Regions from separate parts of the Homo sapiens genome. Here region 1 is linked to region 2. Evidence: chromatin loops called from intact Hi-C (ENCODE). Cell type or tissue: HCT116. All regions are shown on one strand. Links, peaks and the distances in the headings refer to the core of each region. The heading gives the core; the rest is flanking DNA.

Evidence for each region. A loop is a pair of places that touch in the nucleus more often than their neighbours do. Peaks named below come from ENCODE experiments on the same cell type or tissue, not always from the same donor. Only the 100,000 strongest peaks of a DNase experiment are listed, where the experiment ranks them.
Region 1: it touches region 2 in a loop (1.9-fold over the local background); 12 of 110 quality-filtered maps call a loop at or near these places.

The regions. Positions count from the first base shown.
Region 1 is chr7:12,606,495-12,623,461 of GRCh38, forward strand. It overlaps SCIN (scinderin), which reads left to right. Exons shown (of 16, transcript NM_001112706.3): 5 at 16,307-16,399. Among named protein-coding and RNA genes, the nearest start is that of SCIN, 44 kb to the left of the region's middle. In HCT116, for the core only: no CTCF peak of the experiment used is centred there; no DNase peak of the experiment used is centred there.
Region 2 is chr7:12,537,328-12,554,294 of GRCh38, forward strand. C7orf78 (chromosome 7 open reading frame 78) reads left to right here. Exons shown (of 6, transcript NM_001386514.1): 6 at 3,593-3,943. The coding sequence ends at 3,596. Among named protein-coding and RNA genes, the nearest start is that of SCIN, 25 kb to the right of the region's middle. In HCT116, for the core only: no CTCF peak of the experiment used is centred there; a DNase peak (open chromatin) is centred at 7,494.

The DNA of each region.
Region 1 (16,967 bases), core at 5,200-13,199, 71 kb after region 2:
GCTTTAATAATGCCCAGACACAGACTTTCACATTAATGATGTTTTGGAAATAATTTTAATTCAGTGGGGAAAATTCTCATGGTATAATACTAGGAGAAAAGACAGAATATAAAATTTTATATGCAATATTATACTAACATATAATATGTGTATATAGCTCTGTATTCATACATATGTACATACCTAGAAAATTGTGCTAAAATATTACCAGTATTACATCTTGGGATGTGGCTGCTTATTTTCTTCTTCATTTGTCTTTGTTATAATTAACATATATGATTCATTTTATAATCAGAAAAAAAGTCCATTTAAAAAATTAAGATAAAATTAGGGATGGTTTTACTGGATTTTCATTGGTTAGAATAACATAGCTAATAAATCAGACTTTGAAAAGTATTCAAAACAAATTCTTGATCTTTTAATATTCTTTTAAGGCCTCTGTTCTAGAGATGGGATCAACCATGTAAGTCTTCTAACTTGGCATATTTGGAAGCAAAAATCTATAAATAAGATGTATTTCTAGTTGACTGTAATCCCTTGTCTCAATAGCTATGCTTGGATAGAAGCAGATTCAGGAACAGGACTTGCCTTGTGAAGTGGTAAGAAGAGTGTTACATTAACTATCGGACATCACTCATGCTTCTCCAGGGTCACCCTTGGCCCAAAGCAAGTCTCCTGACTATTCATTGTGTCTGATTCCTCATATGCAAAGTGAAGGGTTAGACAAAATGGCTTCTCCAGTCCCTTTAGGTTCTAATGATCTATCCTTCTACCTTACCTCTTGGGCAGCAGCTGTGTTTAATTACCACTCATTTGCCACTTGTAGTCTGTTCCAGGAAGTGATGCTGCTGCAGCTGAGGGGCCCTGCTGGGCATGTACATATGTGGTGTCCTGGCTTATTGGATTTCATTCAATGTTTCGAAAAAGAAAGTGTAAACAGTCAATACATTACACTGTAAAATTAAAATAAGAAAAAGCAAATGAAGAAAAACTGTGCAAAAATATAATTTGGCTTTAAAATATTAGTGATAAGGATAAAGAGATATAATGCTTAAGATAAAATGTGATGTCTGTGTTTCCAAGACTCCTCAGTTTGGTTTTTAGAAAAATCCTACAAAGCACCCACTTTGTTTTCATTCAATACATTCAGTGTCTATACTACATTTTATTTGACTGCTTTCACTCACACAATGAACTGAGATGAATTTTCAGTGAAAACCTTTATTAGATAAGGAAAAAAAGCATTCAGTGGTCTTTTCGCTTTTGGAAATGTAGTTTTGTAGCCTGATTACAAGAAAGAGTAATTATTTGATTAATTAATTGAGCACCTATAACAAACTTGTTTGACTTCTAGGCTTTCTTAGTGTTGTAATGATAAGGATAGAATACAAAAAGCCCATGAACTTGGTTGGGAAGAATTACAACTTTATTTTCACTAACCTCTTAACTGAAATACGGCCTTTCCTCCAATTGTGAAAGTAATAAGCAAACGTGAGTAGCAGGAACAGTACTGTGACTTTTCAGCTCACATTATAGCTATTGTACACAACCTCAAAATACGTTTATGCTCATTGCTACTTGGTAATTATTATTGTTATTAGATCTTCTGCTCACTAGTATTTAATGAGTTAATGAAAAGCTCATATATTACTTTACCAAACTTTAAAATATGTATTTTGATATTTTAATAGCTGCATTTCAATGTAATTTATTTCCATTATAATACTTTGTATCTTGTTTTATGCATTTAGCAAATATTTTTCTTAGAAGGGAACTAATAGGTTTCAGAAGTGTTCCAAACCAGTCTATACTATGCATGCACACATGCACACACACACACACACACACACACACAGAGTATCCTTGTTTAAAATTTGAAAATGTCATTTCTTTTTCTGAGACCCTGGTGCAACAGTTGATTTTACTAGAGATGGAGTCTGAAAATCTAAAAATTTTTCAAATATATTTTAAATTGAGGTTTTATTTATTTATTTATTTTTTGAGCTGGAGTCTTGCACTGTCACACAGTCTAGAGTGCAGTGGTACGGTCTCGGCACACTGCAGCCTCTGCCTTCTGGGTTCAAGTGATTCTCCTGCCTCAGCTTCCCAAGTAGCTAGGATTACAGGCACCCACCACCACACCCAGCTAATTTTTTGCATTTTTAGTAGAGACGGGGTTTCACTCTGTTGGCCAGGCTGGTCTCAAACTCCTGACCTTGTGATCCGCCGGCCTTGGCCTTCCAAAGTGCTGAAATTACAGATGTGAGCCTACGCACCCGGCCTAAATTTGACCTTTTAAAAGACTCATTTCTAATGGGGTTCTTTTAAAATTATTAACTTTAAAAGCTTTGAAAGTCTCTCTATGTGAAAGTTAGAAATGGCTTGAAAGCACGGATATTTTAATCAATTAAATGAGCCTGTTTTCATTACTCTGTATTGAGTGCTGAAATTTTTGAACTTGTCTAACACATTAAAGTGCTCAACACTGAAACTCACACTTTTCTGAGAGTCTTTTGAAAAATTTATCTTTAGTTTGAAGTATTTCAGCTATTGATCACAGTATTTTCACACAGTTTTTATATGGCTTATCTCCAGGGTGACCATAAATTTATCCTCCAAAGCAAAGCACATTGTAGAGTAAAAGGGGGCACTGAGGAGATAGGACACAACCATCATTAACAAGACTGTCTGGGGAAACAGGATGTGTGCTCACCCTCCTTTCTGTATCTTTAGTACTTTTAAAAGCCCGTGTGCCTAAATAGGAAGACAATCCTATATGTGGAAAAAACTAAACTCTGTAACTAAAGTCAAATTTTACTCTGAGCTTGTTTTTGCTGCAAATATATTTACCATAAATGACTGCACATAAATTATGTAAAGCTTTTTTCGTGATCTTTCTTCTTTTCATATTTAAAATAATCAGTGAATGTGAAGAAAAATTAAATATTTCACTAGCCCTAAGGTCCCAAACTTTATTCCTTGATTAATCGTTTTGTAAACATTAGGAGGAAAGCAAAAAACAAACAAACAAACAAAAAAAACCCCAAGGAAAAAAATACTATGTTTTTTAGACTTTCATTAAGAAAAAAACCCAGCATCTGGTAGATATAAAAAGAATGAAGATGAAGAAAGGGCAAGTTGTTTGAAACAACAACAATTTTTTTTATTCTGGAAAGACTTTTTAAATATAGTTTAATGAATTCGTTAAGCCTATAATCATTGTAAATGCTGGTGGTGAAATACTGGCAGTAAAAATTCTACAGGGAGATGGTAGGCAGATGCTGTGTTGCTGAACTGTTGTTGAACTCTTGCTTTTATAAAAATGACTGTAAGGCTCTCTGGAAAGTCATACATGCAATGATTGTTTCAGATTTTTGACCTAAAAAAAAAGAAAATCAGAATAACATATTATGTCTCCATTAATAACTGTTTATCAAGTGCAGGGTTGGTTCCCAATGAAGTTTGAAGACTCTGCTTACTTTATTGTCTGGTTGAGGAGATAAGCATGCACTAGAAAATAGTCAGAAAGTGTGGGAATAGAATCGTGAGGGTCCTCAGAGGCCAGAGAGCATGGTCTGAATAACACCACAATTTGTTGGAAGACTTTTCATGATGAAAATCCTATTTTAGACTTTATGATGTTAGCATATAGTCTAGATTAAACTCCAAAGGTTCTCCCAAAATAGAAAATGTGTTCCTTTTGTTTTTTAAGTCATAATTCACAGTATGAAAACAAAAGAATGTATTCAGCCATTCTCTTGGAAAGTTGATGGGATATTTACCCTATGCTGATCTGGCTGTCCTGTTAGTAAAAACTAGAGTTGAATAGTGAAGATAGTTCTTAAGTTATCTTTTAGAGATGTACTCTACAAAGCCTGTTAAGGCAAAGAGTAAATTTTTAGCCATACTTCTTCAAAGTACTTTGCAAAATAAAATTTATATGTTATCAATGCTAAGTTCCTTGAGGGCAGGCACTGCCTTTATATTTGTGTAGCCCTCACAGCTCTAACTCATTGCCCACTCGTATTTGGATAATTAAGACAATTAACTGTGAAATATGTAGTTCCAGAAACTAAGTATGCTTGTTTTTCTGTTTTTTAGGGGATAGTATGGCTTAAAAAATTCCCTTATTTTAGGTGATATTGTTGATGTAGACATGAACAAAGTCATATGCTGATTAAAGTAAGTTTTAAGACCAACTAGATTTACATGGAAAGGCAGTTGGTACTTAGAAAGGATAATTCAAATATTCTGCTCCTCTTCTTTTTTCAGGTGATAGTTAGAACCAGCCTCTCGAAAAACAACAAACAGGTCTTGAGCTTATTTATACTTAGTGCAATACTGTCCCACATATTAGGCAGATGGCATATACTCCAAGTGAAAGTGCTTCACACGGTAGGAAACATGTAGCTAGTATCTAAAACTCTTCATCTATGAATTAAAATGCATGTTACCTTACGTCCCTCTCAGGTCAGGTCATCACCCCTTTTAGAATCCAGCAGCCACAAAACTCCAATTCTTTTCTTGCCAGGACAGCATGTAACACTGCTGCCCGCTGCCTGGCTACCCTGATTGGCTGTTGCCTGCAATTCCAGTGCTGCCTCTTTGGGAACTGTTGGGGCCACCACTGCTCACTGCTCTGGACTAAAGGTGAATTTGCTCCATGAACTCCAAGGATCTACACAGATGTAGTGCTTTATTACTGAGTCATCTAGTACATTTGTCTTGTTCTTCCCCCAAAGTTAATGTCAAAAGGCTGTGCACATTGCTAGTGCTTCCAAAGTTCTTTTAAATTTACAGAAATGAGTGATTTTTAAATTTTAATAATTTGATCATGGGAACATTCATACATTTTGGAATACAAAGTAAAAGATTACCAAATCAAATTGGAATTTGGAAGCTTAGGATTTTGTCAGCATTCCTTAAAGTTTTTCTGTGGAAATGTTTGTCCTAAGTTTACTAGACTTACATGGGTTTGTATTTTAATATTTTAATGAAAATATAGTTGTACATTTAAATAAAGAATGATTGTTTTGAAAATGATACTACAGAGAGAGGAAAGAGCTTTATTTCTGGGGCGTGACCTTTGATTAGATAAATCAATCATTCTCCATTTATCTTTATAGGGTTGTATCGAATGAACCAAAGAAGTACTAGTAATTGAAATGGGGAGCTTTGTGAAAATCCCTCTCACGACCACTTTGTAACAATATATTTAGCATTTTTGAAAGAGTCTAAGGCTTTATAGGAAAATGGTATAAATAAATATATAGCTAGGCTGGTGGTGCACACCTATAGTGCCAGCTATTTGGGAAGCTCTGGTGGGAGGATTGCTTGAGTCCAGGTGTTCAAGGATGCTGTGAGCTATGATCATGCCTGTGAATATCCACTGCACTCCAGCCTGGGCAACATAAAGTAACCCTGTCTCTTAAAATAAAAAAAAAAAAAGATTAAGGTTGCTTTATGGGTTTGTAATACCCACACAAAAAATAAGTCATTAAACTATTTTTCTGTTGCCCTCCTATTTTTTTTCATTCTAGTCGAAACTCTGTACTTTGTAAGAATGGAAATTTGAATTGTCTGAGTTATCAGTTGGGTCTAAATATTTGTATGTTTTCCAAGTAGTTTTAGCTTCCTTATTTATCCTGCTTTTATTTTCCTATGACTTTTTGTAAGTCCTTGGGAAATTGAACAATGTCTTAAATATTTTGTAATCCCTCATTCATGTAGCATTGTGCCTGACACATAGGCACTGCTCATCAAGTGTTTGTCGTTTGATTGAAATAACATTATTATGAGAGTCATTGGGAAAGAGGAGGTCCATTTACCGACTTACCATTCAAAGATTTTTAAGTTAAAGGGAGCAAATATATTCGCAACCCTCTCTAAATTAGTCCTGAGGCTACACTGCATATAGAGAAGAGATGAACTATCAGAGATACAAGCAAGTAGGAATCTTTCTCTTTCTCCTCTTTGCTGCATTGTAATTAATGCATTTTCTCCATTTTGCTTTACTGCAATAATACTTAGTACACTCCTGAAATCCAAAGTATTACAGTGATAAGGAGTACCTGCCCCAAGTTGCGACGCTCTCTAGAACACTAGTGTTGCTCCAGCTATTTAGATCTACCATGTATTGATGGCTTACTGTTTGCCAGGCACTGTTCAAGACACTATTCATTCCTTGTTATTTAATTTAATGAATTTGTTGCTTGGATTTCTAGTATTGAATTTGGATACCCGTTTTGTTCCTCACCAATTCATCCAGTGGGGGAAGTTGAAATGTTCTGAACAAAGATAAGAAATTCATATAGTAACAGCTTATCATATGCTGCAAGAAAGTGATAACATTTCACATAATCTCCCCCTTTGTCACACCAAATTTCATAACGAAGACTTGTAACCTTACAGACAAGGTACCACTGTTATATTAATCAGTCCAAGTTAACACCACTTGGCAATCATCTCTGAATGAGTTAATTTTCCCTTTAGCTTGCAGCTGAAGTGAGGGAATATCAATAGACTCTGTAAATAGGATAATGCAGTTCCAAGACAGATGGATTTAATGGGTAGGACAGGGGAGAGGGATGGATCTTTGCCCCACAAGACGTATATCTGAACTGATAAGCTAATATAAATATTGAACTATAATGGCAGTTTCTATTCTATCCTTTTAGTGTTCCACTTGTCACAATAGTGATAATATATTTAAAAAAAACTAACAGACTGTATTTTTTCAGTAATTTTAGGTCAAGTTCATCTTATCCTTTGTGCTAAGACTCAGCTAAACACAGATATAAAAGGGCCAGGTCTCTGATTCAGTGATTCATGATTTCTTGCATTCATTTTGTAAATTAGTTTTTAAGTATATAATAATAAACAATAGTATTTACTTCGTATCAGTTTCCTCTTACATATTGTGCTTAGAGTTAGCCAAGCCCAGATACGAAAATGTTAAATATGCAAGATTCAGCCATTCATATCTCCTTAGTATGTATTTGATAATAAGCATTTGTTTAATATCATGAGGAAATATGCTCACATATTGGAAAGAGGTTCCTAAAATGGTGGCCACCTGGATTGTGCTTCCAAGTACTGTTTTTCCAGAGCCTAGAATCACAGAGTGTTGGAACTGGGTTATATTGACAGCACTTGTATAAACTAGTGTTAATGTATCAGAATTGCTGTTATGTTTGCAGGGGTATCTAGTGCATCACAATTTTTAGAATTACATTATTTTGAAAAAATGTATATGTAATAATATGTTTATTTAAAGGCTTTAAAGTGACTTTGTAAGGAAAGGATGGTTTCTTCATGTAAATATAGTATTCTGCTCAGTGGAAACCAATAGGAAATTCTCAGTGTTAGATATCCCATAATCTACTAATCATGAAAAAGGTACCAACATGCTGCTAAAATATATTAATATCTGTATGTAAACAAAAAAGCTTCATAGAACTATGTTGGTAAGTGAAGTCATGTACCATGTATCACAGAGAAATTAAATATTAATGGTCTGAAATCTGCTGTCAAAAATACATCTTAACGATGTCTGATAGAGTGCATGTAGAGAAGACAAATATATTGATTAAAAACAGTTTTGAAACAAGGAGCAAATGCTCTACAATTGCATTGTGATATTCACTGTTATGGAACACTATTGTTAGGGAATGGCACGACTTCTCTCATCTTGTGTTCTACAAGGGTAAATGTAGATGGCTCACTGGTAGGCTGAACTTCCTGTTCATTCCTTAATCTTTTTGTTACATTTTCTTGATGGCATACAAGTGCTTCTTCTTATTAACACAGGAATTAAATAATCTAGGAAATGGATTTTAATTGCTGCAAAAGAGCTAACAACTACTACCCTGACAAACATTCAGTGCTAACCATAGAAGAGGCACTCTTCTAGGAGCTTTACAGGATTTAACTCTTAAAACCCTTACTGTGATATGGAGACATTTTTTATTCCCTGTCTATGTTGTGTTCCTCCAAAAGTTGACTCTGAGACAAGGACTTGGGGGCAGGTTGTTATTTGAAAGGTGATCCTGAAAGCATCAAGTAGGAGTAAAGTGAGACAACATTTTGTTAACAGGTGTCTTACTACAGTGAGCAACTGGGGCTGAGTCCCAAAGAGACCCTCAGGCATTAGCCCTCAGAAGGCTGAGTGGTTGCTGGGTCTAGCCAGTAACTCCCATCCCTCATTGCTTGAGCATTGCTCCTTGGTTCTTAATGTCCCAGAACCTGCCTTGTATTTGGACACAGTACAGCTCCATGGCTAGAGAATGCCACCAGATAGAAAGCAAAAGACTTCGAGCTTTAAGATACTATCTATAGACAGCTCCATGGCCAAATAATGCCACCATGTAGAGAGCAGAAGACTTAGAGCTTTAAGACACTATCTGCAAATGAACTCTAAGTTAGATCAAGGTGATATGGGCAGAGCACCAATAGCATCTGCTACATCCTTACTTTACAGATGAGGAAACTGAGTCATAGAGAGGCTATGTAACTTGCTTAAGTAGAAATAAGAATAAGAAATCTGTGGATCACACCCAAACTGTCTTTCTTACAGACACTGCGATCTTAAACATACAGAGCAAGGGAAATCCCAACTGCTGTGAAGTTATTTTATAACTTCAAAAACTTTGCCAGAAATGTTTGATAATTATGCCTCATTTTATATATTCCATATAATAATTACTAGTTTTAATAGCACAGTGTTTGTACTCAGTGGACTGGTGATATGGTTTGGCTCTGTGTCCTCACCCAAATCTCATCTGTAATTGTAATCCCCACACATCAAGGGAGGGACCTGGTGGGAGGTGATTAGATCATGGTGGCAGTTTCCCCCATGTTGTTCTCGTGATAGTGAGGGAGTTCTCATGAGGTCTGATGGTTTTAAAGGTGGTAGTTTTTTCCTTTGTGTTCCCTCTCTCTCTCCTGCTGCCATGTAAAATGCGCCTTGCTTCCCCTTCACCTTCCGCCATGATTGTAAGTTTCTTGAGGCATCCCCAGCCATGCGGAACGGAGAGTCAATTAAACCTTTTTTCTTCATTAATTACCCAGTATCAGGTATTTCTTTATAGCAGTGTGAAAATTGACTAATTCAACTGGCTTACCCCTTTGTTTTTTATCTCTTACCATTAGCATTCAGCCCTTCATCCAAATTACAGGGGCATTTGGTTTAGGGTAATTGAGGTACACATTTTTTTTTGGAAAGAATATACATTTTCTTAATGTATAGCATAGAAGTTATGCAAATATTTTTAAGTGCCTCAGAGTACTTGAAAAGCCATTTTTGAGTTTGCTCAATTAAAATTTCATGCTTGGAAATTTTCTGGATTATGTAGATAAAAAAGTTTTCCCAACTCCCTTGCCATTGAAACAAAACTTGGCCAGATTGAATTAAAAGTTATATATAAATCAGGTTTATGTACCTTTTCCTCAAAGGATAAGATGAGATAAAATTAAACAAGTTCATATAAATATGTGTATATGTATATGTATATGGTGATACAGGGCAGTGAAAAAATACTCCTGGAGGTTTAGCTCATGTTCTCATTATAGGGGTGCCCTATTTTCTTCTCCATTTCTCCCCTTACCCAACTTAGTTTTTTATCCAACTTAGAGTACCAGAGGGTAATCTTTTCCAAAATCAGTGAAAATAAGCAAGAAGTTACTGAGACTAATAATGTTACCAGAGACACTGTAGTGAAGCCCCAGCGGTGAGAGGAGAATGATCTTTATGGACCCAGCAGTTTTGGGAAATGGGACCTAATAAGAGATGACTAGAGCCCTCATGAATAGTTTGACATTATTATTGCAGAAATGGGTTATTTCTTGAGAGTGGGTTTATTATTATCTAAAAGTGAGTTTGGCCCCTTCTTGCTCTCTTGCTCTCCATGTTCTCTTGCCTTTCTTCCTTATACCATGAGAAGAGATAGCAAGAAGGCCTCACCAGATTCTGCTACCTTGATATTGGACTTCATAATGTGAGAAATAAATTTATTTTCTTTATAGATTACCTAATTTGTGGTATTCTGTTGTAGCAACTCCAAACAGCGAAAACACTGCACTGAAAGTTAGTTCACCTAAAGCAGGGATCAAAGCTAACCTGTTAACCATTGTAGACTCAGCTCTTTCCCACAGAGCCAGAATATTATAGACACGCAAGAAATAAACCTTACATAACAGATATATCTTGCCTCACCAAAATAAGGTCGTATGTACAAGACTATATGGGAAAATATGATGGAAACACAGAGGAGGATCAGAGAATTCGTTTTATAATCAAGGACTAATGACATCATAGACAACACAATTGTGGACTTCAATGAAAGGAAGAGATTACTATATCATATTCCTTTTTCTCAGCATTGTCACCTACTCTTCTGCTGATTGCATAAAAGACTTTTCTCCAGGTTTTGCCTGGAGAGGGATATACAGGTCTATATTCAATTTGTAGTTTAAATCTAAGATATAAGATTTTGACAAAGGTACATTACCAAGACATATAGACTGCTTTATAAAATCATTAGATCAGTACGTGAACAAATAATAAAGTGTAAGTCCATGAGGAGGTGTGTGGCAAGAAGTCCAGTGGTAAAATCATTATGCAAAGGATTAGTCCAGTAATTTGCAGGGTTGTATAAGACAGAAAGAGTAATGCTTTGACCAGGGAAAGATTTGACTCTGCATATGTAAAGGTGAAGAAAGGGTACAGGATCTACCATTTGTTGAATTTTCACCATATGCTAGTCATAGTAATAATCACATGATAATTGAGCCATATTATTTATTATACCATTTTAAGTGTGGAAATTAGATTACAGAGACTCTTAGTAGCGGCTCCACCCAGCTCAGCCTGCCTGATCCTGCCAAGTGAAGGGAGGTGTCAAAAAGACAATGGAAGAATGCACAGAAATTAGGAACCCCAAAGGCAAGTTTCGGAAGCGTTCATCCAAGCACTGATCAGACAGAAATGTCCAAAGTGGGTTTGAAGCCTTAGGGAAAAAGGTTTGGTGATGTCTAGAAAAGGCAAATGACCTGAAATCTTAATACCTGAGATTTGCCCCAGAGCAGCTCTCAGACCACCAGGCCCTAATAATTTGTCCAGGGGAGATGTGTTCTAACAAGCTAATGTGAACCTCAGAAATGCTTGGCAGACCTATCCCAATGGTTGAGGTAGATAAACCAGGCTAGCAAAGCTGATGCCACAGAGCACTTGAATCACATCACCAAAGCAGGCCTAGAAGGCTTTTCAAATATACAATGCATGGGCTCCAATCAGAATAAATAAATCTGAATTTCTAGAGATTGGATTCAGACATTGGCATTCTTTTTTATATCAGCCCAGATGGTTCTAATATGCAGCCAGTGAAAACAACTGCTCTTGTTTAATAAGTTGGCATTCTGGCTTATGGCTTTTAATGACTTGTGATTTTGCTTTCTGTGTTATAGTAACTTGTAAGGTAACTTTCCATATTATAGTAACTTTTGGGGTAATTTTCTTATGAGTTTGACCCTTCAACATCTATCCTCTAATACGCTGATATTCTAGGAATGCTGAAGTCCAGTCCTGCCTGATAAGTTCCCCACTGCCACAGCATTCCCTGAGGCCTCTAGGGCTGCACTCTGTGTCTGGCATCCTCAAGACATGAGTGACTATTTAAGTTTACATTTAAATTCCTTAAAATTAAATAAAATGTAAAATTCAGCTACTCAGTCACACTAGCCACATTTCAGGTACTCATTAGCTACAAATGGCTAGTGAGAACTGTGTGGGACAGCAAAGATGTGGAATATTTCATCATTGCAGAAATTTCTACAGGACAGCACTGCGCTATAGCTAAATCTCTTGCAGAAGCCCAGTTCACTTTGTCTTTTTATCCAAATATGCTTTCCTACCTCTAAAATACCTCACATGCTTTCCCTCCTCTAAAATACCTTTATCCATTCTTTAATATATGAAATCACCCTCTATTTTACTTATGAATAAAGGAATAAAGGTATTTTTGAGGCCATCACTGAGAGAGAGCAGCAGAGTAAATGTTGGAATCTTATATCCAGAGTGGGTGGAGCTGGCTAAATAAGACCACAGCTTTCTCGGAATAACTGGTCATTTTATATCTCTGTGGATCTTCCCTAATATCAAATATTTGTCTTACCTAAGGCATAAAATGCCTTGCAGCAAGTAAATATACCATAACAACAAGGATTAGCTTCACTCTTACAATTTATTTCTATGCTCCCTATGTTACACTCTACTGATTGTTTCTCAGTTAAGGAAAAGAAGTAAGATACAGAATTTACAAATTAAAATGTTCATTCTTGGAACCTGTGAGCTGATTCTGTTTTTAGTGAAAATAAAACAGAGTCATCTACCCTAAAATGATTAAGATGAGAAGAATGAAATGCCTCATTTTCTATATAAAGAGCTTTGAAGTAGAGGTTAGAAGGCCTGGGGTTTACATATTTGCTTTAATATTTATGAGACACGGATCTAAGGCAAAACTCCTAACTTCCTTCAGGCTCATTTTCTTAATCTATGAAGTTAAAGTAATCATGATACAGGTTCTGCCTCTCTCTCAGAGTTCTGCTGGGAGCACATAAGACCCTCAATGATAAATGCCTTTAGGACTTGGCACCAGCTTGGCACATTTTCATCCACAGTGATATGTAGCTTTGAGTTACATATTGTGCTTCTTCAAGGTCATGCATCATTATTGTTTTCTTATGATGCATTACAAATATTTATTCTAAAGTGGCCAAACATCTTGACTTTTTTGTATAAAGAAGGGAAACCACATCTTGAGAACAAGCCAGTGTAAATGTTGGAAGTTTTTATCCAAAGTAGGTAAAGTTGACTAAAAGGTAAAAAATAAATAAATAAATAAAAACAGAGGTACATGCTGTGAAAAACTAAGGATTAAGAGAGTAAAAGAGTATAGCAATTGTTTCTTGGCTGCCTGATCCTTTTATCTGAAAATACAAATTTCCACATAAGCCTGCTTAAGTTTTAAAAAGAAAAGTTCACCTTGGATCATAGTAGGGAAAGAAATAAACAAACACCAAGGGTGGTCTTGAGACAGGTCATGAGAAACTCTGAAGCTGGTCGATTATTAATCTCCTAGCTAGCTACGGGGAAAGAATGGGCATGGCTTCCATATGGAATGCCGAGTATGTCAGCCTGATTAGAGACAGGTACAAGGTAGGGAATGCTGAGAAATAAGGCAGGGTAGATGACATTCAGCATCTGAAGGGGACTTGGGTTTCAGACAGAAGTTTTGGGTCAGTGGGAGCACCCAATTCAGAATAATCTAGATTGCAGATTCCTGGGCCTCACCATAGACCTGTTTATTTACTCAATGGCTGGCAGCTAAGAATCTGTATTTACAAAGTAACACAGGTGTTACTTGAGTACATTGAAGTTCAGGAACCACTGCAGCAGATGTAAAATATAAATCTTTTTTATTTTTTAGTTTTTTAAAATTTAAAAATAAATTTTAAATGTTTTCCTGCTTTATAAAGGGATAATTGACAAAGTTTGTACATATATATCTATCAAATGATAGACATATATGTACAAACTTTGTCATATACAAAATGTCATATACAAAATGTGATATTTTGATAGAAGTATAAGTTGTGAAATGATTACCACAATCAATATAATTAACATCTGTCAACTCACATTGTGTGTGTGTGATGAAAATATTTTGATATCTTCTCTCTTAGCAAATTTCAAGTATAAACTACATTATTAATAACTGTAACCATCATACTATACTTTGTCTCCAGAACTTATTTATCTTATACCTGAAAGTCTGAATTCTTTCACCAACATTTCTCCATTTCCTCTATTTTTCAGCCCCTGGCAATCACCATTCTACCACTCTATTTCTATGAATTGGATATTTTGGATTCCACATATTAATGAGATCATGCATTGTTTATCTTTTTGTGTCTGGCTTATTTCACTTAGCATAATATACAATAGGTTCATCCATGTTGTTGCAAATGACAGGATTTCCTTGATCTAGAGTCATATTCCTACAACATAGGAGTAATGTGAAATAAGGGGCCTTGCAGCCAGTGTCCAGGAATAAACAGGAATCAGTGACTAACCATGATTAAAAATAATAATAATGACTAAGTGGGTAGGAGATCCAAATTGGAGGAGAGGAAGTATTTAAAACTGACCACATAATTTTAAGTCCATATAAAGAGGAGAGAATAGAGATACATTGACACAAATGGAGAATTGAGAGTGGCTAATTTTGTAGAAAATAAGTTCAGTTTGGAGTATTTAGATGACGGCAATACTTTTAAACAGAAACTTACAGAAAGTAATTGAAAGAGGAGCTCCAAACTTGCAAGATACATCTTGGCTAGAACAACTGACGAAATTTTTATGTAACACCTTCAAATGAGGCTTCTCTGTGTTTGTACCCCATTAAATTGTCAAAATATATGTTATTTCACATACAAAGGATTACATGAGCTAAATGCCAATCGCGTGGGCAACCCAAAATGAAAATGTTTCACATTCAGGCATGATCTTCCAAGCTGTGTTTACAGTTTATGTCAAAGATCAAAATGTATGGCCTAGTTGATAAAGTGAACATATTTAGTTATGTTGCTCTTTCTACGCCAGATGTAAAGCCCTTAAGTGTTGGACAACATGGTTAGAAACTCATTTATATACCCCAGTGACCTCAAATATTTGATAAATGCTTAGTTGAGCTCAATTTTAAAGTGATCCTTAGAGATGATACCTGACAATATATGGCATCTCTCTACCTCTGGAGTTAAGCCTGTTTTTGCTAAATCCCTTGGGTTCAATTCCCAACTATGCTGCAGTCCTTTGAGAAGCTAATTAAGATGCCTGGCTAATATGGGAATTGTGGTCTGAAAATTAAGAGTTAGAGTGTGCCTCAAATCCCAGACTGGGTCCGCCCACTGGGAGGTTTCCTAATATTAGATATGCCCTTAACACAAACTGTTTATTCCTAACTATGGTCTTAGTTGGAGGAGAATTAGAAAAGTATATGTGAGGAGATCTTTGATGGCTCTTACAAGCTATACATACTTCTAGCAAAAGTGTTTTTTTAAAAAGCTTTTGGTCACAAGTGTTTTAGTTTTTTTTTTTTTTTTTTTTGCTTGATTCTATTTTTAGCAAAAAAAGAAAAACTGCATTACAATCATTTAGCATGTACAGTATCTAAAACATTTTATTGATCACAGTACAAATAAAAAGATAGGTATGTTCCCAGAGGACATAAGTTCTCTGATGCATCTCTAAATTTGAGAGTGTACTTACACTCATGCAAGGATTAAAGTACATTTTTATTGTTTTCTGGTATTTTGCAGTACACATTTTTATGCAATATATTGTAAGGAATAGCGAATATAAAACACATTATGTAAGGAACTTATTGTGTGTTAAATATTTGTTGTATCTAAATGAACATCTTTGCATTTTCTAAACTTGAATTTATATCTATATTATAAAAATTAAATTATTTAAAATAAGTTTATATTTGATTCCTGTCCTTGACATTCTATGCTGTTTGTGTTAATTAATAAATTAATTAAGGTACTCATAGACATATTTTTTATTTTAATATAAAGAAATTCAAAGCAGATTCAAATGTATTTTCTACCAAACACTTTTTTGGACTTTTGGATTGCATCACATATGCACAGAATAGATAAATTCATTTATTCATTATTTTGACAAACACTTACTCTGCGTATACTATGTCCCAAGAACTGTTCCAAGTGCCAAGGATACAGCAGAAAACGAAGCATGATTTGGGTGATCAAGAGCTTGCACTTCATCCTATATGTCAATAATTATAGTAGTATTTTACCTCCAAATAGTAATTTTGATTCAAATCTTTATTATAATAAACTCATAAAACTGAGAGATTATTTCTAGAAGCAGAGGTCATAGAAGAAATTCTGCTGCAGAGCTGAACATAGAGCTCAAATTTTAATTAATTCCTTCTAGCTTTCAGTAATATGGACACCTAGGCTCTCAAATTAGGGATTTTCCTTTCTTGAAATTCATTGTTTGAGGTTGCAAACAAGCAACCTCAGTGCTTGTTTACTTAATGCAATTGATTGATTTGGCCTATATGAAAAGGACTACCTTGTATGCATTGATGAGAAGTGTTTGAGCCTGGTCATTTTAATTGCAAATATTTTATAATCCATGTCTTTATAAGTGTATTTTTCTAACTCTGCATCCTTCAATGGGAGATCTTTATCTTTGCATCCACTGCTCACTTTTTTCCAGGTCTTAGGGGAAAAGCCAGAGCTTCCAGATGGAGGTGATGATGATGACATTATAGCAGACATAAGTAACAGGAAAATGGCTAAACTATACATGGTGAGTTCACTGTAACCAAATTTATTGTTTCAACAGTACTGGATGTAGCTAGGGAGGCCTGTATTGGGCGGGATTCCCGTTGCTGCAGTTGAGAACTCTCCTCATTGCTCTCCAAGAGCAATGTGTAGATAGAATCAGTTCTTTGCTCTTGTATGTTTTTTTAATTAAGTTTTAATACTTTTTGTTATTTTTATGAAAAACAACAAATATGTGAACTTATTGCTGTGACTTCATAAAATTATATATTGTTGCTGTACTAGTTTGCAACGATCTTTTGATATATAATACTCAATACAATGTTTCCTTTATGGAGTAAAAATATTTTATCAGCTTTTTCTTATAAATTCTTGATAAGAATGTAAAGTCTTCACCCTATTTAAAACATTGTCTTTAGCCATAATGAAGGAGTTCTTTGTTACAGGAGGGCTGAGCTACCAAATGAAACAGCTGGAGGGAAACAGGGTAAAAACAGTTCTGTTCCAGGCATTAACCTACCTACTTCCATATCAGCTCTATAGCACATGATTAGGAGCATGACTTTGCACAGGACATAACCACTCTGGGTCTA
Region 2 (16,967 bases), core at 3,619-11,618:
TCATTCACTATAACAAGAACAGCACAGGAAAAACCTGCCCCCAGAATTCAATCACCTCCCACTGGGATTCTCCCATGGCACATGGGAATTGTGGGAGTTACAATTCAAGATGAGATTTGGGTGGGGATACAGCCAAACCATATCAATAGGCAAGGGTATAGAGCAATTAGAACTCCTATACACTGCTTGAGGGGGAAGAATTGGAACAAGTACTTTGGAAAAATATTTTGCAATATATTCTAAAGTTGGATGTATACATACATATAACCTATGACACAAAATTCCATTCTAAATGCTGTATAATTAGCTGATATATAAGATATATTTGTATGCACTAAAAGATATATATAGGAATGCTTATAGCAGAATTGCTTGTGATAACCTTTACATTAGAGACAAGTCCAATGCCAATAAATAATAGAATGTATACATAAAAGTATCCATTTATGGTATATTTACACAATAGATTATACAGCAAAGAAAATGAACAAAATGTTGCTATATGCAAGCAATAGGGATGAGTCTCACAAACATACTTAGGAGTTTTTTAAAAGCCAGATGCTCTATATATGTACAATGTATATATATATACACATATCTGTATATACTGCATTATTATTCCATTTATATAAAGGAAAACTCTTGTCCACATGTAAGAAATCAGGAAGTTGGCTTCCTTTGGTTTGAAGGAAAGGAGTACAATAACCTTCTGGGTCCCAGAAATGTAGTATTTTCTGACCTTGATGTTGGTTACATAGATGCATTCACTTTGTGATAACTCCATAGAAATATTTATTTAATATCTATGCACTATTATACGTACATGTAAAACTTTAATAATTTTTTTAATTGGGAGATTCTTTGCAATTGTTTTAAATTTCAAAAAGAAAGAAAGAAAGCCTCATTCATTCTAAATTAACATTCTAATCTCACATCCAATTCAAAATTTGTTTGCTGTTTTCAACAAAATCCTGCCCTGTAGCTCCAGGATCTGGGGAAGAGAACGTTCTGTTGTTTCTCTCTTTCTGCACCTGTCTCAATCACACTCCATTGCTTCTTGGTCTGCCTTTTATCTCCAAGGTGTTGGTGTCCAGAGGAGAAATGGAAGAAACAGGGGCAAAAAGCTCAGGTAACAGAGACTACTGTAATCAGCCATGACATCCTCTGTGTGGCTGATGTTCAAATAGTGACTACTTATGGAGGACATTTTTGCGCATTATTCTCTGTCCTAGACAGAGGCCTCATTTGGCACAGTCCTCTGAGAACCAGCGTCCAGCAACTTGCCCTAAGTCCCTGCCTCAGCCCACTACCTCTTACAGGTCTGATAAGAGGCATCTTATCATTGGTGGGATTACTCACAAGATGGCTGGAGCTCATCAATTTCATTAATTCACTGTGTTTACAGAACCCTCCATACGGCTCACCAAATGGCGTGAGTACAGAAGACCCCCGTTTTCCTTTCCCCTTTCCCTCACGTTGCGAGCCACCCATTTTTACATTTCTAGATAAGAAGTAGGCAGGATGCTCTATGATCAAATGCTCATCCTTAAAACCTCTTGGGGACATATATGAAACCACTCCTCTACCAGGAGCTCCCCAAACACCTTGTACTAAAGGGCTCCACAGGTGGCCTCTGCAGTTCTGTAGCTCAGCAAGCATTCATCCAGAGCAAGCCTGCTGGCTTCCTTCACCCATATGCACCCTTACTCTTTATAAATGATAATCCTGAGCATTCATGAATTGGCTTTGCAGGGATTACCTTATTTTTTCCTTTCTCACAGAAATCAGAAATGGGTATTCCTCAGGGCTTTCCCCCAAGGGTAGTGATGCCTCCTTTAAAAGACAAAGCCTTTAGGGCCGGGCGCAGTGGCTCACACCTGTAATCCAATCACTTTGGGAGGCCAAGGTGGGCGGATCGTGAGGTCAGGAGGTCAAGACCATCCTGGCTAACACAGTGAAACCCCATCTCTACTAAAAATACAAAAAATTAGCCGGGCGTGGTGGCACGCACCTGTAGTCCCAGCTACTTGGGAGGCTGAGGCAGGAGAATGGCATGAACCTGGGAGGTGGAGCTTGCAGTGAACCGAGATCCCACCACTGCACTCCAGCCTGGGTGACAGAGTGAGACTCTGTCTCAAAAAACAAAAAAACAAAGCCTTCAGATGTTTGATTTATTCCTTAATTCCTTAATTTGGACAGAAGAGAGGGTGAGAGTAGTTGGTCTGGCCTATTTACCTTTTAAAAAGCCCCATAGGGATAGAACTTCTAGCAGTTTCTTGATGGTGTTACCAAAACACCAGGGGTTTAGTCTAGGTCCTGCTGCTCACCACACAGAAAGCCAATCACTGAGACAATGAGTATTGCCAAGGAAGAAGTCTTTAATCAGGTGCTGCAGTCAAGGAGATGAGAGCTCAGGCTCAAATCCATCTCTCTAACTGACTAAACCTATGGGTTTATATAACATTCTTCTGTAGAAAGAAATGTAACAATGTGTAAGAAACAGGAACTAGGGAGAGGCAAGGATGCAATCATGATGAATGAGGGCTCCAGGCTTCTCATTGTTAGGATGTCATGATCTGGTGAGTTTCACTTCTTGGATACCTTTTTAAGAGGCCTGAAGGTGCTTTCCTGAGGAAGGAACTCAGATAAAACAAATGTAAGCTTCAAGCTTTAAGAACAGAAAGGTCAATTTCTATGTGTATCAAAAAGAACAGTCTATGGGATTATTGGGTTGGTTTCAATGGAACATAGGAGTTTATATAAAGGAAAACTCTTGTCCATGTGTAAGAAATCAGGAAGTTGGCTTCCTTTGGTTTGAAGGAACCAACCTGTCTCCTAGTTTTAGCTTTGAGGCTTTTCCTCCATTTCAAGGCAACAGGAAACACATCCCATTTCCACATCCTTTAAAAACTTATAGCCCTTCTCTAAAGGAGCTCCTGTCTCCCCTCACCTAAGTGGGAAGCCTCATTGTAACACTTCCCTGCACTATTCTACCCTACTGGTGCTAATACAGAAGGAAAAGTTGAATTGTGTAAGACAGGATGTATTTAGAAGTCCTTAATTTTTGCAGCTTTTAATTGGCATTTATACATCAAACTCAGTAATGTGCAATCATTTTCATAGGCATAACCTCACTCAATTGTCTTCAGACTATGCAGTGTTTAGTCAGGTATTATAATTATTATTATTGTTGTTATAATTTTATAAGCTGGGAAACTAAAGTCTTCACTGGGAATTTAATGTTAACATCACTTATTCAAGATGGCACTCCAAAACACCTTGTACTGTTGCCCTCAGTTGCATGTGCATGCTTTCTGGTAAGTACGAAAAATAAATTTGACCGTTTGGCCAACAGAGTATAGTTCTACTTCCACATCATAGTTGTAGTCATGTTCAACCATTCTTTTTTGTTATCATGCCTTTATAAGCTTGGTTTTAGTTATTTCTGTAGTGAATAAGAGGATTAAGCAAATGACATCTAGCATTTGCAGCCAAGTTTCTTGTCCCAGGAGTGACCTTTCAGGTAAGTCTCACCCTTTATAGAAACTGATTCAGTGAATTCTGTTCACACATTTCTCTTTTGTTCATTTAGATAGCTGATGGACCAAAACAGCATAGGGCTTCCTGAACTCTGGCCTGAATGTTCATCTCCCGTGCATTTCCCAGTGAGAACATTGATGAATTCTGGCACCTTCCTGGATTCTACAGAAATCTGCACTCTCCCAGAGGCATGAGAAAGTGCTAAAACAACAAATGAAAGTTGCATAATTTGAAATTCCCTTGTTACCACAGGGATCAGAATCCAATCATAAGGCTTTTGATTTAGTTTGTGAAAGTTAGATCTTGCAACTATGAGTGGAAATGCTGATAATGTGCTTTCTGTTAATGTCCAAAGTTAAAGATGCTCTAGTCTCAGGTAAAGCTAATGTGAGACAAACAACAATAATGCTTACTAATTTTGACCACCATGTTTCTCTAAGGCCAAAGATTGCAAATTTTATCTGTTTGCCTCCTTCATAGAAATAAGAATTCTCTGGATATAGCATATATTCTACTAAAGGATGACTGTTATGCTGTGTGGGAAAGTAGTAGTTAAAAATCAAATATTTTTACTTTAAAAAATAGAGAACAAGGTAGCAACCAGAATTGAAGTCACTGAAATATAAATGGGGCACTTTCCCAGAGGATGTCATCCAAAGACAAAAAAATAGGAAAGTTTAATTCATGACACAGTGAAGTTCTTCTACGGTTTAAATTGTTCCTAGAAATAGATTTTATTTTCAGGAATCATAGGATACCAGATGGTTAGTGATAGTGTTTATTTCTGAAAAAAAAAAGAAGAAAAAGAAAAGAAAAGAAAAAGAGTATATGTATGAGCTTTGTGTTCACATATACAAGGTGGCATAGGTTGAAATAATCAACATTTATTTAGTATGTTTATGGCATATTGAAATCAATATTTGAATCTTCATTTTTCAGTTTTTTCTAATACACTTTAAGAAGCTTCTCTGAGACACTCAAGTATATCAAAAGAGAGAAGATCTCCAAGTAACAGAAATAATAAATGTCCTTCTTAAAGAACACCAGGCTTGGAGAATTTATAGTTCCAACTAGAAGGAAAGGTCTGTCTTTTAACATGTTAAAATAATTTTCTAAATTTTTGTTTAAATATTTTGAGGGAAAGAAAACAAATGACTTGAAACTTCTTTGCTTCTGATCAAGATTTGATGATTATAATTGAAAATTAATAAAAGGGGAGGGTAGGATTTAATGCTATTGCCAGTTTTATCAAATGGATTATCCTATCACCTTTCCAATTTCACTATGAAAACTACTGAAATAAAGGCAAGTACGTATTTAATAGCATTGTTGACATAAGCAACATTAAGTGGAAAGATGAGGCAATGAAATTAAATCATTTCCCAAAGGATATTTTGCATAATTTAAGTTCCCTGGAATTTTAATGTGTAATTCTTGAAAAGAAATGTGCTCTTTAGAAAAAGAAATGCAGCAAATACTGGATTAAATAAATCAGATACCTGAATTTACTCAGGTTATGCGAGTAGAAAGGCTGAAATGCCCCAGGACTTAGTCCTAGGCCTGATCTCTTTCTTATCTATATACACTCTCTTGGTAATCTCATCGTTTTATTTTTTTTTTTTTTCTTTTAGAGACAGAGTCTCTCTTTCTTGCCCAGGCTGGAGTGCAGTGACACAGTCATGGCCCACTGTAAACTCCTGCAGTGACACAGTCATGGCCCACTGTAAACTCCTGGCTTTGATTCTCCCACCTCAGCCTCCTCCTAATGTCATTCATTCTTATTGGTTTAAATGTCACCAATAACACGTTCACACCCAAGACTTCCTAATATATATACCCAGCACTGAAATATCTTCTGAACGCCAGACTCTTAGACGCTCACCTAGGACAACTTCCTTGACATCTCCCCGTGATCTCTTTTTAGACATTCTCTCAAACTCACCAGATCCAAAATTTAACCCTGATATTATTTGCCAATTCCTGCACAGTCTTGTTTATCTCAGTTAATAGCAATTCCATTCTTGTACTTGCTAAGGCAAAAAATAAAAATAAAATGGAGACACCCTTTTTTTCATTTTTTATCTTACAGCCTATAAGCTGTTATATCATGAGCCCAACAAGTTTCTGCTGCCTCCAGTAAATACACCAGTCCAAACCCTATCATCTCTTGCTTTAATTATTACAATAGTCTCCAATCTACATGTCCACTGGAGGTAACACCCACCTCAGTCTATCCTCAACACAACAGCAGACTTGTCTGTCTGACTTTTTTTAATGCAATTTTTATCATATTACTCTTCTGCTTAGAACCCTCCAATGTCTTTACATCTTAAGCCAAAGTTCTTCTAATGCCCTTCATTATGTAGTCCTGGTTATTTCTTTGTGTTCATCTCCAACTACCCTTTTCCAATTACTGGGCCTCTCCAAATAATAGAGAAACCTCATGAAGGAAGGGATTTTGTCATGTGTTTGCTGTTGTGTCCCAGTGCCAAGGAGAGTAGCTGATGTACAGTAGATGCTTATAAATAGTTTTCAATGAATGACTTCACTCCAATAGTCTGAGAGCTGTATAAAATATAGATAACTTAGTTATTGATTCCCACTCTGGGGAGCCCACAAAAATCAAAGTCATCCACTAGCAGTTGAAGAGAACCAAGTTTGATTTCTAGGTAAGCACTAACTTTTATTTATAAATTAACACCTCTGTGGAGTCATATGTACTTCCACTGTTTTGCATCTGTCAGGAATGTTAAAATTTTAAGATTCTTGTTCATTGAACTTAAAGTAGAATTACGACCACATGAGGTAGAAATACCACCACATGAGGTAAAAAATGAAACTTTTAAGGAAATGCTTGCGCTTAAATTATTGGTAAGTCTATGTCTTTTCATCAGAGCCAGACAAATACCGGCTTAACTTTAAGGCTTGCTGAGAACATTAATGATTAGCTGCTCAAAGCAGCATGAAATAAATAGCCTACATTAACATAAAACTATGATATCTATGCTCACATCCTTGCAAACAACAGATAACAGCAATCTATAAACTTCCGGTTATATTTATCTTTGTGTAGTTTGTGAATTCTGGATTACAAAGTGACTTTCAGAACAATACTAGATTATGTCATAGCTGGATTTAGGAAAATTATCATGCTGTTAGTTAACAGAAGAAGGGCAGTAAAAGCCAAGCTAATTTAACGTTATTATATATTTGTAATATAATAAGGACTTACCTGCATCAAAGTATATAATTTTCGGAAAGTCAGACAATAACTTTCATGTATATTATTAGTTGAAAATGAAATATTTTAAGCCTTCTAAAATATCTATTAAGCCGGGCACGGTGGCTCACGCCTGTCATCCCAGCATTTTGGGAGGCTGAGACAGGCAGATCACTTGAGGTCAGGAATTCAAGAGCAGCCTGGCCGACATGATGAAACCCATCTTTACTTAAAAATACAAAAATCAGCCGGGCGTAGTGGCCTGCACCTCTAATCCCAGCTACTCAGGAGGCTGAGGAGGAGAATTGCTCGAACCTGGGAGATGGAGGTTGTAATGAGCCGAGATCACGCCACTGCACTCCAGCCTGGGCAACAGAGTGAGACTCTGTCTCAAAACAAACAAACAAACAAACAAAAATCTATTAAATCACTAGCCTGAACACATAGCAAAGATTTATAACTCTTCAATGAGGGAATCAAGAAAATAAGAAAGGTGGATAAAAGGCCATTTTGAAGTTCTGGATATTTGTACACATGTTTAAAAAATGTTTTTATGGGCTTCCTAGGTTATTTACAAAGCTGCTTATCTTTCAGGACAATAAAATCATAAGCGATGGAATTATCCTCTCTACCAGAGAGAAATCATTTGCATTCCTACTGGAATGAAATCTACCACGTAACATGTAATTTTAGAGAGTCAGGACCTTAGTTAATGGTAAACAGTGAGTCATACAGAGCTGCATTCCTTTAAACCACCACCATCAAATGGAAGTATAATTTAAGCCACTATGTGATTTGAAATTCTCTAGCAGGTACGTTAAAAAAAAAAAAAGTGAAAACAATTTTAACAAAAAAATTATGTAACTCAATATATCAAGAATATTCTCAGCCAGGCGCAGTGGTGCACGCCTATAATCCCAGCACTTTGGGAGGCTGAGGTGGGTAGATTTTCTACTAAGATTCTTTGTTCATTGCATTAAAAATGGAAATTGTATTTGTACTCCAAAATTTTGCACTTAAACCACATCTCACTTTTGACTAGCCACATTCCAAGTGCTCAATAACCACATATAGTCAATGGCTAAAATATTGGACAGTGTAGCTCTGAATAATTTGATATTAATTGGATGGGCGTATTAACCAATTCCCCAGGTTGATGTTGAAAGGTCATGCTGTACTTCATTGGCCTTATCTCCAAGTTTTTGGTGATTTTAAAAAATCTTTTCAACCACAAATTTTAGTCTTTTTCATTGGATCCCAGGACATTAGATGATAGTAAAAACCTGTGGAATCTTTCTACAGCATTATTTCGTTTAGCAAAATAAATGTGTCTTTCAAAAAGTTATTTTGAAGACATTTTTGTCAATCAGGTATATTATGTTGCTTAAACTTTTAGCTAAAGATTCTTTACATTATAATTGAACTCTTCCAACAATAAACATCATAGCACAGATAATAACTAAGATGAAGATTATTGTGAGACAGCTATTCTTAACTTACATATATTCATCACCTAATTTAATTCTCACAAAAACTCTCTAAAATAATGTTACCATTTTAAAGATGAGGAGGCTAAGAGAGTTTACATAACTTGCCCAAGGCCACACAGCTTGTAAAGAAGACCTGGATATAAAATCCAGGCTTATTAACTACAAAGCCTGAGCTAGTAAGCACTATGCTATATGCAGAGATTACTTCAACATAAGCTCTTCCAACCTACATCTATTAGATCACTAAACATTTGCTACACAAATTAATATTTAATTTGTATACAAATTAAATATTAATTTATATAAAATTGCTATACAAATTAATATTAAATTAGGAAGCCGAGGTGGGAGGATCATGAGGTTAGAAGTTCGAGACCAGCCTGACCAGCATGGTGAAACCCTGTCTCTACCAAAAATATAAAAAAATTAGACGGGCATGGTGGCACACGCCTGTAGTCCCAGCTACTTGGGAAGCTGAGGCAGGCGAACTGCTTGAATGTGGCAGGCGGAGGTTGCAGTAAGCCGAGATCACACCACTGCATTCCAGCCTGGGTGACAGAGCAAGACTCTGTCTCAAAAATATATATATATTAATATTAAGGATTCAGGCCAGGTGCAGTGGCTCACACCTATAATCTCAGCACTTCTGGAGGCCAAGGTGAGAGGATCACTTGAGGGTACAGTTCAAGACCACCCTGGGCAACATAGCAAGACTCCTTCTCTACAAAAAACTTTAAAAATTAGCCAGGTGTAGTGGTACACACCTGTAGTCCCAGCTACTGGGGAGGCTGAGGTTGGATAGCTTGAACCCAGGGGTTTCAAGGCTGCAGTGCGTCATGATCGCACCATTGCACTCCATCTTGGGTGACAGAGGGAGATCCCGTCTCTAAAAAAAAATTCGTCATATGAACAAAGGTTTTTCCACTCTTTCTTTACACTAGATAAATGATTTTTCTGTTTTCCAGAATGAATAGCAAGAATTTATTTTAAAATGTTTTATGACTAATTATAAAACCTGTCATCAGTAGTTAAAACATTACTAAGGGAGAGAAGCGCTAATATTAAAATTTTTGTAGTGGAATAAAATTCAGCACTTTTGTTCTCTCAGTACTATTTTGTAGGTTTGACTTGTAAATTGCTCTTATTTGATAGATGGAAAACAGAGGGAACTAATTCTTTTTCTCATTATAAAAAATACAATTCTGAAGGCCTTTTAAATTGAAAAGGAAATAGAAATTGAAATAGAATGGAAGTAGAAAAAGCTCCTTGCTTAATGGTTTTGAAAGGTAAAAGTCTTCTTGAGGAAATGTGGCCAAGGGCAATAAAATGTGGCCTCATAACAATACTTTGACATTTTTTCTCTTTTCCTATTTTTGATTAAACCTGTATAAAATAGGGATTAATATTGTTGCATGAATATGTAGTAGGAATTGCCCGTAGACTTTTCTTTTTCTGGTACTTCCTAAGATAAAAAAACATTTTCAATAGTAATTCAATATATTTAGTGGCTATTAGCCTATTCAAGTTTTTTTTATGTTTTACTAATTTTGTCACTTTACATTTTTAAATCATTTGCCCATTTCATTTGGCTTTCTAATGTATTATCAAATTATTATACTAGTCACAACTTGATGTTTCATTATGTCTTTTATATCTTTTGTTATTTCATCTACTAATACTTCATTCTGTGTTTTGTTTATATATACATTCTTACTAATGATCAATCTGTTCAAATGCATGTCTGGCCCACTAATCTTTTTGAAAAATAACTTTCAGTTGTGGAAATTACCTCTCTGTTTTCCATTTCCTTTTAGTGGCATTATCTTTATTATTCCCTTATTTCATGTTTTGTTCTTTGTCTATGTTGTGGTTCTTTTTCTATCTCCTTTATTTGAAGGTTTAGATAATTAATACTCTTTTTTTCTATCTAAACATTGTTTTCAAACCATATATTTACCTTTAGTTATTGCTATAGTAGCTTTGAATTATCTTCTTGAATGCCAGGTAAACATTCTATAATGGTACATCATACTTTCTTAGATCCACTTGCTGCATTGATCTAGTATTCTTTATTTCTTTCAAATACTTGTCCACTCACAGGGAAAAATTGCTCAATAACTTGAACTTACATAATTTATTCATTTCACCCCAGATTCCTGTTGAAGGAAAATATTCTGGTTTCTTTCCAAAGTGGTGATTTTTTTTTAGCAATTTGACACCATTATTCTCAAAAAGTGAGGAAGAAAACATAATTATTAAGAATTGAGAAAAGTTTTAAAAAGTAAAATCAAGTGAAAGAGATACATCCTCTTCAAAGGGCAAGAGCAAACTGTAAGTTGAACTGCCATCAGTCTTTCCAGGTTTTATTGCTAAACACATAATTTTCAATTACTCTTTTAAGTCATAAAAGTAAATTAAAAAAATAAATATGTTCATTATGATATTAATTTTGGTCAAAAACTGCATATGTATATATAAAACTAAAAAAGATATAGATTAAAATATTTAAAGTGATTATGTCAGAACACAATTTTTCTTTTCTTTTCTTTTTTTTTTTTTTGAGACAGAATCCTGCCCTCTTGCCCAGGCTGGAGTGCAGTGGCGTGATCTTGGCTCACTGCAAGCTCCACTTCCCGAGTTCATGCCATTCTCCTGCCTCAGCCTCCCGAGTAGCTGGGACTACAGGCACCTGCCACCACGCCCAGCTAATTTTTTGTATTTTTAGTAGAGACCGGATTTCACCGTGTTAGCCAGGATGGTCTCCATCTCCTGACCTCATGATCCATGCGCCTCGGCCTTCCAAAGTGCTGGGATTACAGGCGTGAGCCACTGCACCCAGCCCATAATTTTTCTTTACCCTTGTATTTTCTAAATTTTCTTCAACCAATATGGTTACTTCAGCAACTAAAACTGAAACAACAATAAATGCTAATAAATAATGCTAACAAAAATTAAAACAATTCCTCTCAAAAACAAACTTGTGGCCAGGTGTGGTGGCTCAATGTCTATAATCCCAGCACTTTGGAAGGCTGAGGTGGGCAGATCACTTGAGTCCAGAAGTTTGAAACCAGCCTGGGAAACATGGCAAAACCCCGTCTCTACTAAAAATACAAAATTAGCCAGGTGTGGTGATGCATGCCTGTAGTCCCAGGTACTCAGGAGGCGAGTTAGGAGGATCAGCTGAGCCCGGGAAGTCAAGGCCACAGTGGGCTGTGATCACACCACTGCACTCCAGTCTGGGCAAGAGTGAGACCCTGTCTAAAAAGAATAAAAAATAAAACATGAAAACTTGTACCATGGCTTATCCCTTTAGAACTTTTGCCCAAATGTGCCGATATACATACATTTTAAAAATCAAATTTCATATATATTTCCTACCTGAGCCTGGCCTACAAAAATGAGTATCTTCCTGTCTGGTAGCCATTTATTAATGGAATATTAAGCTTTGTTATTTTCAGAAGAGAGTTGAACCAAACCAGAAGTTGCAGAAACTCTCAGAATTTTGAAAAAACAAAACAAAACATTATCTTACAGAAAAGATGCAATAATAATCATTACCATCTGTTTGAAATAATGGTGTGTAAAGGGGTATAATTTTAGGGAAGGCCAAAGATATCTAGAAGGGGAAGCTAAACGTGAAAACAGTACAAGCCAAATTGATTAATGCAGACCCATGCAGCAGGAAATGTCATGGCAAGAGATGATCTGACCAAATGACGTAATTTCAGATGAGCCAGCAAACTTTAACATTCAAATCAAATTGCCTTAAACTCTGGGGTTTTCTTTTGGTGGGAATTAGTCATCTGAATAGTGAAATGGAACCATGGACTAAGGAATTTGTAAGATCCTATTCATTTCTCAATTTCTAGCTCGGATTTTGTACTTATTCTACTATGAAAAAATCAAGCACCCATGTGGATGAAAATAAAACTATATATTTTCAGCCATCATATGCATAAGTATATGTAGATTAAATATCTAAAGGGAAAAAATAAAGCTATAAAAGTATTAGAAGGCACTATGGGAGAATATTTTAAGTTCAGTGTGGAAAGTCCAACTTAAAGAGGAAAAAAGTCCAGATACAACCAACAAATTAGGATAAAATATTTGTAAAACATATATGAGACAAGGAGTTAATATTTCTAACATACACAATGATTAAAGAAATGAAAGACACAATAGACCAACATATAAATACTATGAACATAAAAGTCACAAAATACCTGTAAACAGCCAAAAAGTATAAATATGCTCAACTTCACTATCGGCAAGAAAATGCAAATTAAAGCCAAATGCAATACAATTTGTACCCACTGGATTTTCAATAACTAAACTGTTAGCATTATCTGGCTAAAGTCTGAAAAAATGAAGTCTTACACACAGTTTTTAGGAGTATGAAGTAGTATGATATACTTGGGGAATACTTTGGGAGAATCTATTAAAATTTAAAATATAAATATAATTTGACCCATCACTTTCACTTCCAGGAATCTATTCTTCAGAAAGAATGATACTCATATACTAGGTAATATATAGAAACCTGTAACTTTAAGTATTATTTGCAAAGCAAAAATCCTGGAAAGAAAAACTAAAGGTACACCAGTGTAACAATGGTACATCTATACAATGTGATAGAAGACAGTAATTTTTTTAAATGAGATAAAGCTATATATACTTACTTGAAAATTGGTCCATGACAAGTAAAAAATTTAAGATAAAACCAAAAGGCACACTATTTTGGTGCATATATATGTATGCATACTTATACATATGTATATTCTTACAGGCCTATGTGTAAATATACATACATGTATACACACATGCTTGCATACATGTGTGCACGCGTGCACACACACATACACTTGCTTTAGCCTGTATATATATGCGTTTATGAAATAATAATAGCTGGCCAGGCACGGTGGCTCACGCCTGTAATTCCAGCACTTTGGGAGGCCAAGGCGGGCGGATCATGACGTCGGGAGATTGAGACCATCCTGGCTAACACAGTGAAACTCCATCTCTACTAAAAAATACAAAAAATTAGCCAGGCATGGTGGCGGGCACCTGTAGTCCCAGCTACTCAGGAGGCTGAGGCAACAGAATGGCGTGAACCCGGGAGGCGAAGCTTGCAGTGAGCCAAGATCGCGCCACTGCACTCCAGCCTGGGCGACAGAGCGAGACTCCATCTCAAAAAAAAAAAAAAGAAAAAAAGTAAGTAAATAAATAAATAATAATAAAATTAGCCAGGCGTGGTGGCAAGCGACTGTAGTCCCAGCCATATATACATATATATAGAATATAACAGCTAATATTTACTGTGTCTTTACTTTGTGCTAGGCACTATCCTCCACATTTTATAACAAATTGATTCAATCCTCAGAATCATCCTTTGAGCTAGAAATCAGTATTCTCCCTTTGTAAAAGCAATTTGCTCAAGTCACACAGTTGGCGATAGAGTTGGAATTTATTTCATACAGTTGGTCTCCGGAACCTGCACCTCTTAAACTCTCCATTGGGATCAGCTTGAAAGCAAAAGCAGACCACAGAGCCTGGTTAGAGTTGTCAAACTCTTAACATCCCAAGAATCTTATTCTTTCCTCTGAGTCATGCGTGAGCATTTTGAGGGTTCTTCTTGCCTTTTTCAAGGCTTGGGCTCCTTTTGCTCTCTAATTCAGGTCGCTGAATTCTAACTTTGATCTGTAAATCAATACTTCTATGGAGTAAAATGGAAGGTCTGTGAAATTAAAATATTAAGATTCTGTTAGATAAGAAATGCAGCTTTTGAGCCGGGCATGGTGGCTCACGCCTGTAATCCCAGCACTTTGGGAGGCCAAGGCAGGCAGATTACGAGGTCAGGAGTTCGAGACTAGCCTGGCCAAGATGGTGAAACCCCACCTCTACTAAAAATACAAAAATTAGCCAGGCTTGGTGGCAAGTGCCTGTAATCCCAGCTACTCAGGAGGCTGTGGCAGGAGAATCAGTTGAACCCAGGGGGCGGAGGTTGCAGTGAGCCAAGATCGTGCCACTGAACTCTCGTGAGGTGTGACAGAGCAAGACTCCATCTCAAAAAAAAAAAAAAGAAAAGAAAAAGAAAAAGAATGCTGCTTTTGGAGAAAATACTGACATTTGATTGACAGAAAAAGCTTTCCATTGGATACACAATAAAATTGATTTAATTCTATGCTTGCTGAGAATATTAATAATTAAGAATTTAAAGCAATGAGGGAAAAAGGCCTGCACTTGCATAAAGCTATACAAAAATGGTGAACGAGAGATGAACCTGTTCCACTCTTTGGTCAAATAATTACATTAGCAATTGGTTAAGGCCGAGGTATAAACTGCTGCTTGTATTTCCTTTTGTAAAATTTTTGAGCAAGTGAAAATTTTGAGCAAGTTTTGAAAAAGTGACTATGTAAAAAATTAAACGGTATTATTGTCAGTGTTATGTGGAGACTATCAAGCCCTTATTTAGGAAAAAAAAAATAGTGTTTTCCAATGCTAATTCAAACCAGATGCATGTTAAAACTCAAAGGAAATAGTTTTATAAAACTGAGTATATTTTAGTTGCTTTCAGGATAACTTTCAGAATCCTTCAGCCTTGTAGCTAAATGCTGCATTTTTGCCTTTTTCTATAAAGCAAATACTTTTCTAAAACTTGTTTTCAAAACAATTATTGTACCAAACATATTCATTACTATATATTTTAAATTAAATGTGAATGCTGTCCCAGAGCAAATAATAACTACTTCTTATTGAGCAAATTTTATGTGTTCTAGTTATTTATGTGCATTGTATGCATAGTCCAATTGTATCTTTATGACAATGTACATATGTTTCCTATATATGTGTTGAATATGGATTCATCATCACCATTTTACACATGGGGGGGTAGAGGAAGTTACTAATTTGCCTAACTTCACACAGTTTATAAATGGAGCATCTGGAAATCAAACCCAGGTAGTTTTTATTTTTTAGGTTGCAAAGTCCAGATTCCTAACCACTATACGCAATGTCTCTAGAGTTTAGGCATGTTAATGGCAAGAAAAGGTTTCAAGTGTCTTTTCATCTCTAATTTTATCACTAGAAAACTATTCTGCTAAATCATAGCTCCTAAACTACTAAGAATTTGGCATATTCATTTTTCTACAAAATTTAATGCACAAAGTGAAAAGTGGTATTTTTTCTTTGAGTTAAAGAATACATTTTCTGTGTTTTCTAAGATAGAAAACTTAAAGATAATCACCATATTTTTATTGACTGTAGAGAAACATTCCATTTTTTTCACTAGTTGAAACACAAGTTAAAATATTCAAATTTTCAACAGTTTTCCTTTCATTGAGATAGGACTTTAAATATTTAAAAATTTCAATTTCATTTATGAAACTTTTAAACTGCCCTTAACAGATGAGCAGAGCGCTTTCTGCAGAAAATATTCACTTTCAATCTCATAGTCCCAAAAGGGAAAGTTGAAGGCTAAGTTGAAAATCTGCTTGGGTCAGCCAAATGACCCAAAGGAAACCCTGAAGATGTTTTGCAGAAGTTCCCCTTCTCTAAAAAAAGACAGGACAAAGAAGCCAAAAAGTTACATCCTCACAATATAAAGCCTGAATGACAGAGGCCTTCAGAGTTATTTATTCTCCTCAGCCTATGGACATCCTCTTTCAGATTTTAGTATTCACCATTCAAAATGTTTAAGTTATCATGAACTTTCATAATAAATGTGGCAATAAATGTTACCAATTTTCAACTCGCATTTTAATGTAGAAAACTCTCCCTAAAAGTACATAATCAATTAGTTTAAACATTTCAATAAGATAAGCCAGTTTTGCTCATTAATCTCCTTTGGACAATTGTTCTCTGTGCTGTCTTTTATAAATTAGCTTTTTCCTTCACAAAGTCTTTGGACTATATTAGATACTTACTACTTGACAGTTTAATTGTGCAATTGCTTGATAAGAGTAAAAGCAACATCTGTAGACAAAATCTGCCCTACACAAACTTGGAGGAAGAAAAGTACCAATGATTACCTCACATAAGAAGAAGCAGCTCACACTTGACAGTTTAATTGTGCAATTGCTTGATGAGAGAAAAAGCAACATCTGTAGACAAGATCTGCCATACACAAACTTGGAGAGGAAGAAAAGTTACCAATGATTACCTCACATAAGGAAAAGCAACTCACACCTGCCCATTGTTTTGGAAAAGGAATACAAATGTCAGCCCTGAATATGGTGGGCCTAGTTGGACTGGCACCTTAAATTCTGACAAATATATCCAGCCATACAATGCTAAGAGCTTTATTCATTTCATAAATATTTCAGAAGGCGATTATAGCTAAATGATTTTTAAAACCACACAAAACCTAAGTTTATCCTTTTATTAAGAGAAACTCTTTATAATGGAGAGTTTTAAACATAAGCAAAAGTTGATCTAAGAGAATAGTGAACCTCTATATGCACATTACTTAATACCAACAATTATCATCAATCACTTTGGCAATACAGTCTCATCTATCCCTTTATATTTCAAAGTAAATCCCAAACATTGTATCATTTTATTCACAAATATTTCACTATATCGATAGATGAGAAAAAACGCATTCTTTACCTCTTATTTTAAGGAATATATTAATACACTATAATTTTTCATTGTTATTGTTTGAAAAATTAAATATTGCAATAACTTAATAAAAGCCATAAATGCAAGAGCATAGTAAT